2 separate regions of the Homo sapiens genome follow, and region 1 is linked to region 2. Evidence: chromatin contacts called from ENCODE POLR2A ChIA-PET data. All regions are on one chromosome and are shown on one strand. The core of a region is the stretch at or near the end of the contact, and the rest is flanking DNA. Distances in the headings are between cores, read along the strand shown. Region 1 has its middle 5.5 kb from the start of ENEMAL. Region 2 overlaps MAP4K2 (mitogen-activated protein kinase kinase kinase kinase 2).

The links. ChIA-PET counts read pairs that join two places held with the same protein, here RNA polymerase II (POLR2A).
Region 1: POLR2A ChIA-PET joins it to region 2 with 11 read pairs in activated T-cell. The contact joins two enhancer-like sites. POLR2A ChIA-PET finds 5 or more read pairs at or near these places in 2 of 52 experiments (activated CD4-positive, alpha-beta T cell and activated T-cell).

The regions. Positions count from the first base shown.
Region 1 is chr11:65,470,452-65,473,498 of GRCh38, forward strand. No RefSeq gene overlaps it. Among named protein-coding and RNA genes, the nearest start is that of ENEMAL, 5.5 kb to the right of the region's middle. RefSeq lists enhancers at 843-1,388, 1,709-1,788, a silencer at 1,089-1,168 and a cis regulatory region at 1,498-2,057. Within about 2 kb of position 1,785, at least 41 of the 41 ENCODE cell types and tissues checked have a DNase peak (open chromatin) inside an H3K27ac peak, as active enhancers do.
Region 2 is chr11:64,792,469-64,795,242 of GRCh38, forward strand. The region is part of intron 24 of MAP4K2 (mitogen-activated protein kinase kinase kinase kinase 2); the gene reads right to left. Among named protein-coding and RNA genes, the nearest start is that of MAP4K2, 9.4 kb to the right of the region's middle. Within about 2 kb of position 1,445, at least 2 of the 41 ENCODE cell types and tissues checked have a DNase peak (open chromatin) inside an H3K27ac peak, as active enhancers do.

The DNA.
Region 1 (3,047 bases), core at 535-3,034, 680 kb after region 2:
AATAAGCTGACATTTTGCTTGACACCTCCTGAGCCAAGGACACAGACACCCGAGAGATGTCCACAGGCTGCAGAGGTCCAGCTCCTGTGACCAGGCAGCAGCCTCAGTGGAAGAGCACATGTTCCTGGGCCCTACCACAGGCTGATGTGGAGAGTCCCTCTGATTGAAAATGCCCAACTCAGGCCACTCCTGCCCGGGGGTGACTGTCTCGCAATAAGATACAGGGCCAGAAGGATCCAGGAACACAGGAAGAGTTCGGCAGGGCTCAACAGGAGAACAGAAAAGAACTAAAAGCAGAGACACCATGCAAACATGAGGCACACACGCAACAGGAGACAGAGCAAACTGCAGGAAAAAAGAAGGGCCCTGTTAGCCACACACCGGCCTGTGGGCTACAAGCCCTCCAGTTACAGAGCATGGGAAATAAGGCCAGGTCATGCCTGTCCTCACCTTTGAGTTAGGGCCGAGCTGGGCAGAGAATCTGATTGCCCTTCCCTCCCTCTTCAGTTCCTGCAGATCACTTGGTTCTTTTGTGTTTTTTGCTTTTTGTTTTTTTTTTTTTTAAGACGGAGTCTCACTCTGTTGCCCAGGCTGGACTGCACTGGCTCGATCTCAGCTCACTGCAATCTCTGCCTCCTGAGTTCAAGCGATTCTCCTGCCTCAGCCTCCCGAGAAGTTGGGATTACAAGTGTGTGCCACCATACTTGGCTAATTTTTGTATTTTTAGTAGAGACAGGGTTTCACCATGTTGGCCAGGCTGGTCTCAAATTCCTGACCCCAAGTGATCCACCCACCTCAGCCTCCCAAAGTGCTGGATTACAGGCATGAGCCACCGTACCTGGCTGGCTTTGGGTTCTTGAAGGGAAAAGAAAAAGCCCCATGGCAGACCGGACCTGACTGACGGGCAGGAAATCTTAATTCCAGACCTGCTTTCACCTCCTCACTGCCGGACCTGGAGCCAGGGCTGGCTGTCTCAGGGCCTCTGCCTACCATTGCCAGGAACTCTCTGTTGCCAGTCTGTATTTGGAGAGGCTGAAGGGATGAAGGTCCTACCTCACTCTGGAGCCCTCCCCACAGGGCCCCAGCTTGCACCTCGTGCACCAGCTCCTTAGGGGGCAGTGTGCACCCCTGGAAGGACTCCCAAGGTCTGGGACTTGCGACTCAGGACAGACCATTCCCTGCAGATCATTCATCTGCCAATTTAAGAAATGGGAGAGAGACGGAGGCCCGTCTGCCTCCCCTGCCAGCTCCTGCTGATTGCTGGTGGCTGCCTCCTGAGTTCTGGGGTCCCTCTCTTGACAGTGGTAAGAGTGCCAGGAACGGAGCGCGTTTGCTGCACACCATTTGCCATTGGTGCATCGAGCACACTCCCAGCTCCAGGATTATGGGAAGACCTTTTTGGGGTACAGACTTCCCCTCCCTGCAACAAAGAGGAGCTCTTCCATGGCCCCCACCCTGAGGGGCACAGGAGGTCCACGGCCTGGAAACTTCCTATTTCCTGGGGCTGGCCCAGGGCTTCTAGTCTGGCCTTCCATAAGGCATGGGCCAGGATGCTGGCCCTGGGGGCCTCTCAGCTCAGCCCCACGTGCCCCTCTGTGGACTCTCAGTCTCACGTTTGTCAGGGTTCTGCCATTTAGAAATGATCAGCCCACCTCTAGACCAAGTGCCTGCCTGGAATGTCCTGTCCAACTTATCCACCAGCTCATCCTTCCGGGCCTAATTAAGGCCCCACTCCATCTCTGAAGCCACCCCATGCTCATGACTCTCCCTGACGCAGGTTCCCGACACACCGGGTGACTCAGCTGCAGTGTTTTTCACAGTCCGTGATGCGTCACAGCTATTTATAGGTGTGCTTAACTCCCTGTGAGGAAGCACTTCAACCCCCAAACGCAAGTTCCAGAAATATGCTCATAAAGATAAAGATAGAGAAAAGCTCTGGAAAAATACACAGTGCTGTTGCTTCAGGCAGAGTCCGTGTGTGTGTGTGTGTGTGTGTGTGTGTGTGTGTGTGTGTGCTTTCACTTTTTGCCTCATACATCTCATTGTTTATAAAATTTATCAATATTACAAAGTTGTAAACAAGGTTATTTAAAAACAACAAATTGGCTGGGCACGGTGGCTCACGCCTGTAATCCCAGCACTTTGGGAGGCCGAGGCAGGCGGATCACCTGAGGTCAGGAGTTTGAGACCAACCTGGCCAACATAGTGAAACTCCATCTCTACTAAAAATACAAAAAATTAGCCGGGCATGGTAGCAGGCGCCTGTAATCCCAGCTACTCGGGAGGCTGAAGCAGGAGAATCGCCTGAATCTGGGAGGCGGAGGTTGGAGTGAGTTGAGATCATGCCATTGCACTCCAGCTTAGGCAACAAGAGCGAAACTCTGTCTCAAAAAAAAAAAAAATTATAAATTTCTACACAAAGTCTTGCACATTCCTTTAATTTATTCATAGGTATTTTATAGTTTGTGTTGCCATGTTAGCAGTTACAAAGTGGCTGGGCACAGTGGCTCACACCTGTAATCCCAGCACTTGGGGAGGCCGAGGCGGGTGGATCACAAGGTCAGCAGTTCGAGACCATCCTGGCCAACATGGTGAAATCCCATCTCTTCTAAAATACAAAAAATTAGCCGGGTGTGGTGGTGCACACCTGTAGTCCCAGCTACTTAGGAGGCTGAGGCAGGGGAATTGCTTGAACCCAGGAGGCGGAGGTTGCAGTGAGCCGAGATTGCATCACTGCACTCCAGCATGGTGACAAAGCAAGACTGTTTCAAAAAACAAAAACCAAAAAACCAAAAAACAAAAAGAGTGAGGTCCCCCTGAGTCACATAGCAAGACCCCATCTCTACACAAAATATTTAAAAATTAGCCAGGCATGGTGGTTCGTGCCTGTGGTCTCAGTTACTTGGGAGGCTGAGGCAGAAGGATTGCTTGAGCTCAGGAGGTTGAGGCTTCAGTGAGCCAGGATGGTGTCACTGCATTCCAGCCTGGGAGAGACAGCGAGACCCTGTTTTTGTTGTTGTTTTTTTCTTTTTTAAAGAAAATAAACA
Region 2 (2,774 bases), core at 195-2,694:
GCAAGGCCCCTGCAGAGCCCTATGAGGTGGGCACTATCAGCTTCCCTCTTTACAAGTAAGGGACTGAGACTCAGAGACACAGAGTAACTTGCCCCAAGAACAGCTGGGAAAGGTGGAGGATCTGAAGCCAGTCTCCCAGCCCTGAAGCCAGGAGGGAGTGTCTCCATCCAGGCCAGGGGTTTGGGTCTCAGGATTGCTTCTAGCTCTGTGTGACTCCAGGCAAGCCACTTAATCTCTCCATGCCTCAGTTTCGTCATCTGTAGATTGGGGATAATGGCGGGCCCCACCCCAGAGAGTCACAGTGAAGGCTTCATGAGTTAATACAGGGGAGGTGCTCTCGGCAGTGCTGGGAATCGTGTGTGCTCACAGAGGGCCAGCTCCTATCATCCCATATTAGGACTTTCCACCTATTTTGAGTCACTGAAAGTCCTTGTCAGGTAAAGGCAGGGTATAAAGAAAGAAATGATGCCAGGTGCAACGGCTCACGCCTGTAATCCCAGCACTCTGGGAGGTCGAGGTAGGCAGATCACCCGAGGTCGGGAGTTCGAGACCAGCCTGACCAACATAGAGAAACCCTGTCTCTACTAAAAATACAAAATTAGCCAGGCGTGGTGGCGCGTGCCTGTAATCCCAGCTACTTGGGAGGCTGAGGCAGGAGAATTGCTTGAACCCAGGAGGCGGAGGTTGCAGTGAGCCGAGATTGTGCCATCGGACTCCAGCCCGGGCAATGAGAGTGAAACTCGGTCTCAAAAAAAAAGAAAAAGAAAAAAGGAATGAAGAAATGAGAGCATGGAGGGGCTGGGGAGGATGCAGGCTCCAGCCCCACCAGGTTGCACAGACTGCACACGGCCCATTTCACAGATGGGAAAACAGGCCCGGGGCAGTGAATGAACTTCAAAAGGCAAATGGCCTGCCCTCTGCTTCTCCAGCAGAGGCAACAGCCCTGTGGGGCCAGGGGGTGGCTTGCCTTGCTGTCGGGGTAGAAGTAGTGAGGAAAAGTTATCAGAGGGGCCGTTGCCTTGGCCACTGAGTGTCCCCTAACCCTCCAGGGGACCCTCTCAGCCTGTTTCTTCCTCTGGGGAATGGGGCTTCCTGTCAGCAGCCCTGCCACCTCCACCCAGTGGCCCATGTCCTGTTTGTACCTTCTGCCAGGACATGGAGGAAGCCAATGTCTGTCTCTCACTGTCCCTGGTCCTCGTCCCTCCCTCTCCCCACATTCCTCCCACTCTCCTCCCCATCTGGTCTTTGGATGGGACAAAAGCATATATTTTGTATTTGTTTTTTCTCCAAACAACTCCAGTTCTCTGTTCTTTGCATTCAAAGTGCTCACTGTGCCTCTGCCATTTCCCGAACACAAGCTCAAAGCTGCCTGTGACCTGTTGGGGCTCTGATGGGCCTGTTTCCTGTAGGTCCTGCGCCAAAGCAGACTCACTTGGGGACTGAGCTCAGGAAGCCCCAAGGCCACCGGGCTCCAGATGTGGTCCTGGAGTGAGCACGTTGCAGGAAGGGGGCTCCTGAGCTCCCCAGCTGTTGCAGCCACTGGCCTGGCCTCCCCTACCCTCTGCACTCAGTCCACTGCTTCCCACACCACCCACCTGGTCATGACAATGTCGGGGGCCCATAGCCCAGGGCCCCTCCCTTCAGAGCCCAGCCCCACCAAGCCATGGACTGACGCAGGTCCCACTTGCACATCTAATAAGCATGTTCATGCAACAAAATTGAATTCAGCTCCCCCTGAAACTGCTCCACCTTCAGCTGATGACAGCTGCATTCTTCCTGACACCCAGGCCAAAAACCTTGGAGCCATCCTTGACTCCTCTTTCTCTTTCATCAGGAAATCCTACTGGCTCAACTTGCAAAAGAGAATCAGAATCTGACTGTTTTTCTCTTCTGTTTTTCTTTTTTTTTTGAGACGGAGTCTTGCTCTGTTGCCCAGGCTGGAGTGCAATGGTGCGATCTCGGCTCATTGCAACCTCCGCCTCCCAGGTTCAAGCTATTCTCCTGCCTCAGCCTCCCGAGTAGCTGGGATTACAGGCGCCCGCCACCATGCCCGGCTAATTTTTGTATTTTTACTAGGGACGGGGTTTCGCCATGTTGACCAGGCTGGTCTCGAACTCCTGACTCAGTTGATCCACTCGCCAAAGCCTCCCAAAGTGCGGGATTACAGGCGTGAGCCACTGTGCCTGGCCCCCAGGCAAACTCTTAACAGCTCCCCAGCTCACCAGGCTGCTCCGCCCCAACACATACTAACATATACTTGCTCTTCCCCCTGCCTGGAGTGCCATTCCCTACCTCACCTGCCTAGAAACCCTGACACACTTTCGAACCTCCCAAGCTTGCCCGGTCTCTGAGGCCTCTCCACACCTCCCAGCTCTCCCTCTAACTGGACCTCAGTACCGGCTGCTAACTGTCCACATTTCCCTTTTTCTTTTTTTTGAGACAAGGTCTTGCTCTGTTGCCCAGGCTTCAATGCAGTGGTACGATCGCGATCACAGTTCACTTCAACCTCAACCTCCTGGGTTCAAGCAATCCTCCCACCTCAGCCTCCTGAGTGGCTGGGACCACCAACACACAACGCCATGCCTACATCACCATGCTCAGCTAAGTTTTCGATTTTTTTTTTTTTTTTTTTTGAGATGCAGTCTCACTCTGTCGCCCTGGCTGGAGTGCAGTGGTGCAATCTCCACTCACTGCAACCTCTGCCTCTAGGGTTCAAGTGATTCTTCTGCCTCAGCCTCCCGAGTAGCTGGGACTACAGGTGCGCACCACTACAC